2 separate regions of the Mus musculus genome follow, and region 1 is linked to region 2. The links are chromatin loops, found by intact Hi-C in ENCODE. Cell type or tissue: left cerebral cortex. All regions are shown on one strand. Links, peaks and the distances in the headings refer to the core of each region. The heading gives the core; the rest is flanking DNA.

The links. Peaks named below come from ENCODE experiments on the same cell type or tissue, not always from the same donor. Only the 100,000 strongest peaks of a DNase experiment are listed, where the experiment ranks them.
Region 1: a loop joins it to region 2, with 11 times the contacts of the local background. A loop is called at or near these places in 6 of 42 quality-filtered maps.

What each region holds. Positions count from the first base shown.
Region 1 is chr6:54,809,646-54,815,797 of GRCm38, reverse strand. No RefSeq gene overlaps it. Among named protein-coding and RNA genes, the nearest start is that of Znrf2, 4.2 kb to the left of the region's middle. In left cerebral cortex, for the core only: no CTCF peak of the experiment used is centred there; DNase peaks (open chromatin) are centred at 2,688, 3,342 and 3,765; H3K27ac peaks cover 846 bases.
Region 2 is chr6:55,014,565-55,020,716 of GRCm38, reverse strand. No RefSeq gene overlaps it. Among named protein-coding and RNA genes, the nearest start is that of Gm38539, 16 kb to the right of the region's middle. In left cerebral cortex, for the core only: CTCF peaks have their summits at 3,545 (motif pointing left) and 4,313 (motif pointing right); DNase peaks (open chromatin) are centred at 2,783, 3,535 and 4,307.

The sequences.
Region 1 (6,152 bases), core at 759-5,758, 210 kb after region 2:
TTGTTTGTTTGTTTGTTTGTTTGTTTTTAATTTGTGTGTGTGTGTGTATAAATGTTTTGCCTGCATGTAAGTTCCCCACGTGTGCCTGGTGCCCAGACTGAAGATCAGACGAAGGTATTCAATCCCTTGGAACTGTAGTTATAGTTAGATGTCACATGGCTGTGCAGGGAATCAAACCCAGTTCCTCTGCAAGAACAGCTAGTGCTCCTAACCGCTGAGCCATCGCTTCAGCCACAAGTTGGACTTTGTAAATAGGAGAAATGAGGCTTTATGAACAGGCTGGCCTGTAGTGCCCAGCTTCTGGAGAGAATGAATCGTGAGGATCACTTGAACCTTAGAATTCAAGGTCAGCCTAAGAAACAGCAAAAACCAGTCTCAATGAGAAGAGGGAGAAAGAAAGAAGAAAAAGAGGAAGAAGGGAGAAGAATATGAGGAAGAAATGTAGTTTTACATATATATGTTTATATATGTGCATAGTGCGTGATATATAGTTACTCTGAGCTTTCATATGATATATCCTCTGAGCTTTCATATGATATATCCTGTATTACATCATGTGGTCAAATGCCTTTTCCTGCAGATGTTACCAGTCACCCCATTCCTAGGACTGAAGACAGTGCTGTGCAACAATGGCTTCATAGCTCTCATTAAGGTGTTCATTAGACACTCAACAGACTATGGCAGTATAGTAGCTTTTCAGTGAAAGAGTGCATTCATGTTTTCCTGTCATATTAAAATCACTCTTTTATTTTAAAAAAAGGGTTTTTACTTTTTATTTATTTGTATATATGTATGTACGTGTGTATGTATGTATGTGGCTACCTCAAGCTATGGCCTCATGTGGTGTCAGAGGACAACTCACAGGAGTTCTTCTTCCTTGTAGGTTCTGGGGGATTGCTGCCTTTACTTGCTTGAGCCACCACGCTGTCCCTAAAATGATTCTTGAAAGTCACTCGTACCCTTACATTATTGCTCTTTGACAGCAGCAGTGTGGAGGAGATTCTTCTCTGTCCTTTCCTTGGTCTGCTTCTCTTAGGGCCTTCTCCTCTCTCTCCAGATAGTAATCCTATGAAGACTGTGTTTTATTACCAAGCAGCTGGGACTTCACTTACAATCTGTAGCTTTGTCACACCCCACCAGTTCTTCACACGTAAGAAACTTGTTCTTAGGTGTGCTCTTAAGTGTTCCTTAAGACAGCATTCTTCCTCTGGTACCTCCATTGGTTCTTTAATGAGAAGCAATGGACAGGAATCAAGACAGGATTGTAAACACACGCCAGAGTAGTATGGTCTAGCTAGGATTAGACCTTGATTCTATTCAGTGATGACTTTGGGACTGGGGCAATCCAAGCCCTTTGCCTTAGCTAAGCCTGTTTGTTGTCAAGTGTCTAAAGTGCACATGATCATAGGACCAGTCTCAGAGTGGCCGAGAGTCTCAGAAGATCCGCTGTCTATTTGAAAATACAAATTCCTCGTCCTTCCTATTATGGAATAATAATATGCATGTTGTCTATAGCATACTGTGATACTGTAAAGTTTTGAGTATGCTAAAATTTAGTGGTCTTGATCTCACTATTTTGTACAATTGAAGTACATTGTTAAGCCTTCAAGTATTATTTGTAGCCGTTTAGTAGTCATTACTAGTATATACATCACCATACTGGCTTGACCAGATAAGCGTATGTAGAAAAGACAGAGGTTATTTGAAATCTTTGTAGTTAAAGGATTTTTTTTTGTAAATGAACTTTTTTTTATTTCATGAGGTAGCTAACATTTTGAGCAGTCTTTGGTGTCCTAAATAGGCTTCAGTGTGTCAAAAAATGCTTCATGTTAATCAGCTGGTTAACAAAGCCCTATGTTATGTTTAACATAGATTTTGGAATCATTATTATTTCTAAAGATAGCTAAGACAAAATGTCAGCACCTGCTAATAAAAACAACTTGGTTCTTGCTTATCAGACTAGTATAATGTTATTAATAAGAGATTAAATATGTGTATTATATTTCGCTCTCAGTTCACTTTGGCTTGCAAACAATATTTTAATTAAAAAAAAAAAAAACAGCATCTTAGACTGAGGAAATGGCTTGGTCTATAAAGTGTTTGCCACTCAAAGATGCAGACCAGCGTTCAGACTCCAGTGCCATGAGAAAAGATAGACTTGGGGGTATGGCTTTTAATCCTGTCTTCAAGGAGATGGACATAGGAGGATTCCTGGGGCTCACTGAGCTATCCTACCCTATTCAGTAAGCTAATCTCCAGGACTCAGTGAAGAGACTGGCTAAATAAATAAATAAAGTGAGCTGGGCACTTGGGAGGCAGAGGCAGGCAGATCTCTGAGTTCAAGGCCAGCCTGGTCTACAGAGTGAGTTACAGGACAGACAGGGCTACACAGAGAGACCCTGTCTCGGGAAAAAAAAAAAAAAACAACAACAACCAATAATAACAACAATAATAGTGGTAATAATGATAATAATGTGGAGGGCTCCCAGTGAATGACAACCAGGATTGATCTCTGGTCTCCGCGTGCATGCACAGACACCTGGGGCCATACCATTGCAAAGGTATAAGACATAGTGGAAAGAGTATCGTGGGCCCAGTACCAAGGGGATGTCCCAGCCTATAGAAGTGAAAAGGAGCTTAGAGGAAAAAATAGCTCTCTGCTACATAATGCATGCTTTCTCTCCTCCAGCGCATAAGCAGCATCTCCTGAGCCTCCTGCTACTTTCACGAATCCCTATGGTAATGCATGAATGATTTAAAAAGTAGTATAAGACATTTCCCAGTACCACCTCCCTCCCTCAAGGGTAGCCAAAAGCCCCAGTAGAGGCAAGCTCTGTATAAGGCCTAGATTGTATAAACCTCCCAAGCACAGGGGCTCTAGTCTCCAGTATCTTTAACTCCCCACAGTGAGTGCTTCTCCAGGGCTCTGAGCCAGTTTTCAGGGCCTGTTGTGGATCTTAAGGGCAGGGAGTAGTAATTAATGCACGCCCTGGATTAGCACTGACTTAACTGTTATTACCATGTCAAGTTTGTTGCCCTCTACATTTTTCTGTCAAAGTAGTCTATACTTCAAGTGGCCAGCTCCCTTGCAGTGGTACCTGAATGATCTTTGCCCCAAATTAGGGCAGGTGGGAAAGAGTAAGGTCAGCAAGGCAGGATTACCTTTTGCAGGGAATGAGAAAGCAAACTGGGTGGTAAGAGCTACTGGTCAACTTACCACACCCTCTGTTTCCCAGAAGCTAGATGGTCTTTGGCTGAACTCTAGAGATCCAAGTCTGAACCAAGGGTTTTGGAACATAGCCCGGAGCACGGTCATCCCTGGTACACAGAAAGATTAAGAGACATCCGGACCCCTATGGAAGATCTCTTCATTTGTAAGCAAACATTGCCTCCCCATGTGTAATGTCTTACTTTGCATTAGATACACAAAGTTAATCACGGACCCACAAAACTGTATGGCCTGCAGCCACCATGCCTAGATGGCTCGAGTTCAGAGTAATTGCATCCTGGAGCCGTAGGATGGAAGTTGGGTGGAAAACACAGATGCAATCCCACAAGTGACGCCCCAATCTTGAGACAGCCGTCTTCTGCATCTGTAGGTATCCTAGGCTGTAGGAGCCTGAATGCAAAGGAGAGCTGTGAGCAGCTGAGGAACTACAAGCATTTCACTAGCTGGAATGAAGAGGAGGAGACAAGGAAGTCTGAGAACCAGCTGGAAGAGTGGGCTGGGACCGAGTCCAGCTGGCTTGGCCCGATGGGCAAAGATCCAAAACACCAAGGAGAACGGCTCCCCTAGGCAGCCCTGGCATGGCTGTATTTAGATTTTTGAAAGGATAGCTTATCTCCAGCAGCATTTTGGAGAATGGACTGATGGGAGAGAGGAAAGTACACCCGTTAGGAGCAGATGTAGGCATGGAGATGAGAGGAGTGGAAGGCTCTGAAGCCTGGTAACAGGCTGTCTGAAAGAAGGAAGTGGCAAAGATGCCGCGTGAACTTTCTGGACAGTGCTTTCAGTACCGGGTATAAATATGGAGGGGCAGACCGCTTGGGAAGAGGAACTAAACTCAGCTCTATGCAGGCAGAAGGAAACCAACCTTTGGTTTGGAGCAGCAAGGCCAGGGATCAAACTGGATGTTTTTGTTTGTTGTGTTGGGGGCTAAAACCAGAGCATCCTAAACCAGCGCTCTCCTACTGAGTCACATCCAGCCCTTTCATAGGCTTTGGGTGGGATGCTCATCCAGCCTGCCTGCCCCAGCGCTGGGGTTAATGCTTCTCAATGCTGTCCATGCATGAACTCAGCCAGTTATCCTCAAAGTAGGGGTCATCAGGGGAAGCAGGGTTAGTGCGGTGAGGCCGGAGAGTGACTGAATATTAATTGGGGCTATAAAATTTAACTCTTTTTTTTCCATTTTTGAGATTTCATGAGCTAAGCCAATTCAGGCCTTAAAATTTTCTGACAGTTTGTGATATAAAAAGCACCTCTCAGAGGCTCTTGGAATTGCACTGTATGTTTTGTTTGTTTGTTTGTTGTTTTGGTTTGTGGTTTTGGTGTAGCTCTGGTTCTCCTGGAACTTGCTCTACAGACCAGGCTGGCCTTGAACTCACACAGATTCACCTGCCTCTGCCTCCTGAGTTCTATGCTTGAAGGCATGTGCCACCATCACCCTGCTATACGTGGTTTTTTAATTAATTACTGTGGTAGAGATAGAATCCTGCCCAACTCCAGAGCCCATGGTGTCTATATATTCATTCCTGAAATCTGTCAGCATGTTACCTTATATGGCAAGATGGCCTTTGCAGGTGGAAGGGTCTTGAGCTAGGAAGACTGCCCTGAATGAACTGGGTTGGCTCAGTTCTTCATAAGCAAAAGAGGCAAACAGGAGAGGCAGGCTAGAGTGATATCAAGAAAAGGCTAGGTAGTGGGGCAGTGGTGGCACATGCCTTTAATCCTAGCACTTAGGAGGCAGAGGCAAGTGGATCTCTGAGTTCGAGGCCAGCCTGGTCTACAGAGTGAGTTCTAGGACAGCCAGGGCTACACAGAGAAACCCTGTCTAAGAAAAGAGAGAGAGAGAGAGAGCGAGGAAGAGAGAGAGAGAGAGAGAGAGAGAGAGAAGGCTAGATAGAGCCAAGCTTGGATCTGTAATCAGAAGCAAGAGCATCACATGTTCAGGGCCTGTCTGGGCCAGTCAGTGAGCTAGTGCTCAAAATAAAATTAAATAAACAAATAAATAAATAAATAAAATTGAGGTGGGGGATGGGAGCAATTGAGAACCTTAGAGGGTCTATGTTCTATTCCCTCCCCGTTGGGGGTGGGGGTGGGGGGCTGGATTGATCAGTGTTGGTTTTGGAGACAGAGGGAGTAGGGGTGAGGGGCAAGCCAAAAAAGCCTGAAGAGGATCTTCAGGAGCCACTAGCAGGAAACAGCTCTCTGCCTGAACCTTGATTTGAGCTCAGTGACCTTCAGAAGCTGTGAGTTTGTGCTGGTCTAAGCTACTCAGTTCCAGATAACTCCTGTGACAGTGATAACGACACAGCAACTTTTCCTCAAGGCTACAGAAATCTCCTGATTACTAACTATCTCAAAAAAAAAAAAAAGACAGCTAAAACCCCAACACTGGTAACAAGGCCAACTGTACCCCATGTGATCATGAACAGTTTACCACAGCTTCCTGTCCCCCTTTGAAGACAATGGTGGCAGAGGAGGACACTGTGGCTTCCTGAGGCTGGGCCTGTAGGTTTCTGACTGACAGTGCTACTTTTAAGACCCCCTGAGCAGAATTTTCCATTGCCTGCCTTGGGAGTCCTTGCAGGCTGCCTTCCTGATGCGAGCACTGAGCTTAGAAAGTTGTGGTATTCAAAAGAACGACCTTTAACTTAGAGTGTCTGTTTGAGTTTTTAAAGATGCTGGAGAATGGAAATATTAAAATAGACAAAATACTTGGTGAAATCCTGGTTCTGAGGACAGCCCCGTGTTAAAGGCCCTAAGCTGCTGTCTTCTGCATGCAAAGGTGAAAATGTGGCAGCTGGGAAAGTCCACACTGACATCTAGTGCTACAGAGTAGCAGTGCCAATAGTGCCACAGAGTAGCAGTGCCAAGGGCTTCCGGAGAAGCTGTTGGCAGCCTCCCACTCCTCCTTCCTGGCGCCTCCCAT
Region 2 (6,152 bases), core at 529-5,528:
ATGGAGGCATTTTCTCAATTGAGGTTCCCTCCTCTGAGATGACTCTAGCTTATGTCAGGTTGACATAAACCTAGCCAGGGCAAGGCCCAAGCCCCTTCTTTCTCTTGCTAACCCCTGGATGGTGCACTAGAGCCCCTTTTCTGTTCTTCCGTTCTCTGCTTTTCACTACTGCTTGTCCATTGGGACCCCCAGAGCCTCTTGCATTACAATACCGCACCATCAATGGCAATTTCAGTATGAGTCTTGAGCCTTGTCTTAGTTAGGGTTTCATACTCATCAAAGGTAAAATCCTCCAAGAGGAACTCTCAATTCTGAATATCTACGCACCAAATGTAAGGGCAGCCACATTCATTAGAGACACTTTAGTAAAGCTCAAAGCATACATTGCACCTCACACAATAATAGTGGGAGACTTCAACACACCACTTTCTTCAAAGGACAGATCGTGGAAACAGAAACTAAACAGGGACACAGTGAAACTAACAGAAGTTATGAAAGTCTGCTGTGTACAGACACCATGACCAAGGCAAGTCTTATAAGGACAACATTTAACTGGAGCTGGCTTACAGGTTCAGAGGTTCAGTCCATTATCACCAAGGCAGGAACTTGGCAACATCCAGGCAGGCATGGTACAGGAGGAGCTGAGAGTTCTACATCTTCATCTTTTTTTTTTAAGATTTATTTTTTATTATATATGAGTACACTGTAGCTGTCTTCAGACACACCAGAAGAGGGCATCAGATCTCATTGCAGATGGTTGTGAGCCACCATGTGGTTGCTGGGATTTGAACTCGGGACCTTTGGAAGAACAGTCAGTGCTCTTAACCGTTGAGCCATCTCTCCAGCCCCTACATCTTCATCTTAAGGCTGCTAGCAAATACTGGCTTCCAGGCAGCTAGGATGAGGGTCTTACAGCCACAGTGACACACCTACTCCAACAGGGCCACATCCTCTAATAGTGCCACTCCCTGGGCTGAGCATATTCAAGCCATCACGAGCATCCAAACTGCCCTATAAATGAGAGTTGAAGAATTTGATTCTCATTTATGTGTTCATCTGTAGCCTAAATGAGGAGGGGGAGGGGCATTTATGGTTCCTAAGGGCAGAAAGCAGTGTGGATGCCAAGTGTAGACTCCAAGTTTGAGTAGTCTGGACAGAGGGGCTAGGGGTGACAGGCAGTAGCAGAGAAAATCTCATCCCACCCCAACATGGCTGAGAGGACCCCATCCTACATTCCTGTTAGGGCTTAGTTGCTTAGGAACAGAGGCCTAAGGGGGCAGTGCCCAGCTTTGCCATCATAATTACTGAAATCTCAGGCTTCAGGGATGGAAGGAGACCCACCTGACTGAACACAGGTGAACTGCCTGCTTTTCTCCCTCCCTGTACCTTCTATATATCCTGAAACACTCAGCAATCACAGAGCAACCCTTGTTCCCCTGTCCCTGAGCTCTGGACCCCAGTGTGGCCTAGACATGTTGAGGACCTAGATAGGAATCTAGATGATTGGACAGCTTGAGTCGTGAGGAATCTAGGGTATATTACAGAGTCAAGGGAGGAACTGGTTAGGTTCTGGGAAGGTCAGGCACTTTGGGGACTCTACCTCAGGGGCCTGGCTGCAACCGTCCCTGGATTCCCATTCAGATTCAAGTTCCCTGAAAAGAAAGTATTCTCACGAGGATACTCAGTGCTGGTGCTTGCCTGCACACATGAAGTCCTGGTACTGTATGATGATGGCGATGATGATGGTGGTGGTGATGATGATGGTGGTGATGGTGGCGACGACATCAGCCCAAGGGAAGAACTAAGCCATATCAGCTGCTCAGGGCTGATGCTACTTGTTTGGGTTTGGTTTTTGTTTTTGTGGAAGAAACCCCAGGTATGTCATGCTTGGCCCATCCTCCTTGGTCTTGAAGGGTTGAACACAGGAGCCAAACAATAGCAATCACCCTCAGGAGGGAGGGTCAGGGGGAGAGGGAGGGCTCAGGGGAGAGGGAGGGCTCAGGAGGAGCTAAGGAGGAGAGGGAGGGCTCAGGAGAAGGAGGGCTCAGGAGGGAGGGTCAGGAGGAGAGGGAGGAGCTAAGGAGGAGAGGGAGGGCTCAGGAGAAGGAGGGCTCAGGAGGGAGGGTCAGGAGGAGAGGGAGGGCTCAGGTGTAGAGGCTCAGGAGGAGAGGGAGGAGCTAAGGAGGAGAGGGAGGGTCCAGAAGGCAATGCACTGCCTTGGGGGCCACAGAGCTCGTAAGGGAGAGGCAGAGCATGAGGTCTTGCAGGCTTAGACAGTTGCTCACGTCACCCCCAGGAGAGCTCACTCAAGGCCCACGGAGAACTAACATCCTTCCACTTCATGAGATGCGCTTTGAGTTCCTTTTAGCATCGCCTTGGGCCACCCAGGTGGTCCTGGGCATTGCGTTTTCACTTAACTGCTGGAAAGATTTGACCTCAACTCAAGAACCCACTTCAGTTCTTCTGGTCAGGAGTTCTGGGCACTCTGGTGAAGGGCGCTCTCAAACGCGCCCAAAACCAACCAGGAGGAATTCAGCAGGGAGAGGGCTCAGTTAACTCCTTAGCAAGATCACTCCTTAAGAGGTAGGGAAGGGAAGAGAAAACTTGAGAAAATACACTGAGATCCGAAGCCGAAGCAGCTAAATTTGTAAGTCTCTTTAGGAAATGAATACTGACTACCTACTCTGTATCAAGGGACATGTTTCATGTTTAAAGATCCTAAAATAGCTAGGCTACCACTCAGCTTTGGCACCTCGCTGAACAAGGGTGAAAGCATTTGGATGTTTAGGGAAATTGTCAAGAGTTGCGATCCCCAGTGCTTAGATCTGCGCGGCTCAGTGCTAGAGCAGGAAGCTTGATCCCCAGCACTACAAAACAAAACCTGCATGCTGGGGAGAATCGGGAAGTTTAGGAAATTTAAAACAGCTTCCCCTTCTGTCACGAGAAATAACCACCTCTCTGCCTATGGCTATAATACGGTTATGAGATGAGCACTAAAAATGTAACGTTTATTCTTGGCCAGAGAACTGGAGAAGCCTGGAGACCAGCAGAGACTATTTATTAGTCAGCTGATCTCTAAGAACTGACTTTGGCTTTGCATATCTGTGTGGTAAGGCCTGTGGTGGACTCATTCCATCCACACCCCACGCCGTGGGGCCACCACAGCCCTGGCTTTGCAGGTGAGAGATGTATTGAGTCAACAAGTGGCATCGATCAGAATCACCCCAAATCTCTTATTCTCAAAGTCTGAGGCAGCCCACAGTTGAGAAGGGACAGAAGCTCTGTTACTTTCTAGAAAGACAGATCCGTGATCACATGGTCCCAGAGCTCAGACTTCATCTTCAGGAGATGGTGGGATACTATGGACCGATAAGGGCTGAAAGAGCTGTATCCTCAAAAACAAAACAAACTAAACCAAGCAAGCAACAACAACCCGAGCGAACCTGGTCTCTGCCAATTCTCTAACAGAGATGTAAAGCGAGAAGGGAAAGCTGTGGCAGGAGAGAATGCCTGTGCTTGCCAGTGTAGCGCTGCCCCCTAGTGGAAATAATGTTGTCTAACATGGTTCAGCATGACTGGCTGCCAGGGATACTCCTAGGCGAGGGAAGAAATGAAAGGAAAAGAAAGTGGAAAGGCTTACATGGTGTGTATTTCCCGGTATTCATTTGGGCAGCACTAGGAATTGAATCTAGGGGCCCTGGCATGCCAGGAACGCACTCTACCACACTCCATGTGTCGCATATTCTCCCCCTTTGTTGCTGCCACCGTTGTTTGGTTTTTGATACAGGGTCTTGCTATCTATGTAGCTCAGGCTGGCCTGGAGCTCTGAATCCCCCCACCTCCCCCGCTTCACCTAACCCAAATCTTCTCAAGGTCTTTTGGCATGTTTCCTTGTATGCATATTTCCTTTGTTACAATGAGCTTACCCCTGACTTCCCATCCTACAGTGCTTCAGATGATGACTAAACTTCATCTAGCTGTCTGCAGGACTTAAAGGACAGCATCACAGGGCTCTTGAGAGTGGAGAGGGGTGTTGTTTGACATCCCACGCCTGCTGGGACCTGAGATGGGGCTGGCCCCATGCCCTTTGCTGAAATGCAGGCTGCTGATTTGGGATCAAGGTGAAAAAAAGCAACTAAGTAGGAGCTCTGGTAAATTCCCTCCCTCCATCCTGAGAACGCCAGGGGAGGAGCATGGGTGGGAGTGGCTTGCAGTCTACACAGCTTGCTTTGATCTTGTGCAATGTAGCCGGCCCACCTTAATCTGAGGTTGTGCCTAACACAGCTCCCTACTTTATGGAAGCTCTAGTCACGAGAGCCAGCAGGTGGCAGCCTCCAAGTGCGCCTTCTTGCTGAAGAACAGGGAATATGCATGCGCTAAGTGGATTATTATTCAGACACAAAGAGGAAGTGAATGTTGTTACACAAATACACAGAAGGAGCCTTGAGGACATATGCCAAGTGACATAAATCACATACAAAAAGACAATCATCACATAATTTCATTTACATGGTATGCTGGCTAGTTTAAGGTCAATTTGACAGCTAGAGTCATCTGAGAGGAGGGAGACTTGATTGAGAAAATGCCTCTGTAAAATCAGGCTGCAGGCAAGCCTGTGGGGCAGTTTCTTAGTGATTGAGGTGAGAGGGCCAGCTCCCTGTGGGTGGCACTACCCCTGAGCTGATGGTCTTGGGTTCAATAAGAAAGCAGGTTGAACAAAACATGAGGGGCAAGCCTGTAAGCAGGACTCCTCCAAGGCCTGTGCATCAGCTCCTGCCCCCCCAGGTTTCTGCCCAGCCTGAGTTTCCTGTCTTGGCTTCCCTCTGTGATGGGGTGTGACCTGGTAGTGTGAGCAAAATAAACCCTTTTCTCCCCAAGTTGCTTTTGGTCCTGGTGATTCATCAAAGCAATAGAAACCCCAACTCAAGCATATGAGGTATTTAAAGTGGTCAAGTTCATAGAAGCGGAAAGTAGAATGCAGGCAACTGAGAGCTAAGGAAGGTTCTAACACCCAGATGCATGGTCTGCTGCCTCCTAGCATCTGTGGCTTCAGATGAGGGGACAGCTGAATATAGAGGAAAGTCAAAGTAATAGAATTGATGTTGCGAGGGATTTGCAAATATTTTTGCTTAGAAGACATTAGAATTCTGGAGCTGACCAGTTCCAGAGTGCTGCTATTAAAGGCATTTGAAACCACAGTTGGTCATGTTTGTTTCTCTTAACTAAACTATAGCCTGCAACCATGCTAGCCCTGAAAGTTACAGGAGCCTCAAAAGAATTATGGGAATGCCAGAGGGGAACAAAAGAGACACTAGACTTGTCCTCCAGCTAGGTACAGGCTAATTAGGATGCTGAATGCAAAATGGGTCCAAATGGCTTTTAAAAATTGTGTTTATGATGCAGCCCAGTGTGAGAACTCCTCAGTGGTCTGATGTCCTGCTGCTTAAACGATGCTAAGTGCTTTATCTCAAGCCAGTATCCAGTGGATGATAACTGCATCAAAAACACCAAGCCAGGAATGTGGTTCATGCCTGAATCTGAGCCATCCTCAGAACAAGGGGACCTGAGCAGGTCCTTCCGTTTGTGTGGTAAACACTTCACCAGCTGAGCCACCTCCCAGGCCCCACCTCACTACTGGATAACTCACTACTTTCGCAACTGCTTTGCTTCTCTGGTGACTTCTCTGGTGGTTTGAATGAGAATGGCTCCTACAGGTTCTTACCTTAGAACACTTGGCCTTCAGTTGATGAAACTGTTTTAGGAATTACTGGGAGGTGTGGCCTTGTCGGAGAAGGTTTGTCGATGGGGCAGGTGATGAGCTTTGGGGTTTCAAAAGCCCATACCAGGCCCAGTCTTGCTGTCTCTCCGCATCCAAATTGCCAATAAGATATAAGCTCTCAGCTACTGCTTCAGCGCCATGCCTGCCCACCTGCTGCCATGTGCCCTGCCATGATGACCACAGACTCACCCTCTGAAACTGTAAGCAATCCCCTATTTAAATGCTTCCTTGTATGAGTTGCTTTGGTCATGGTATCTCTTAAACAGTAACCAAGACAGTGGCATCTGTATATGATGGATGTCCTTCACACGTGAGTGCCCATGGTGCTTTAAACTAAACTCTCTGAAACATTCTTTGTACGTTAATGGCAACA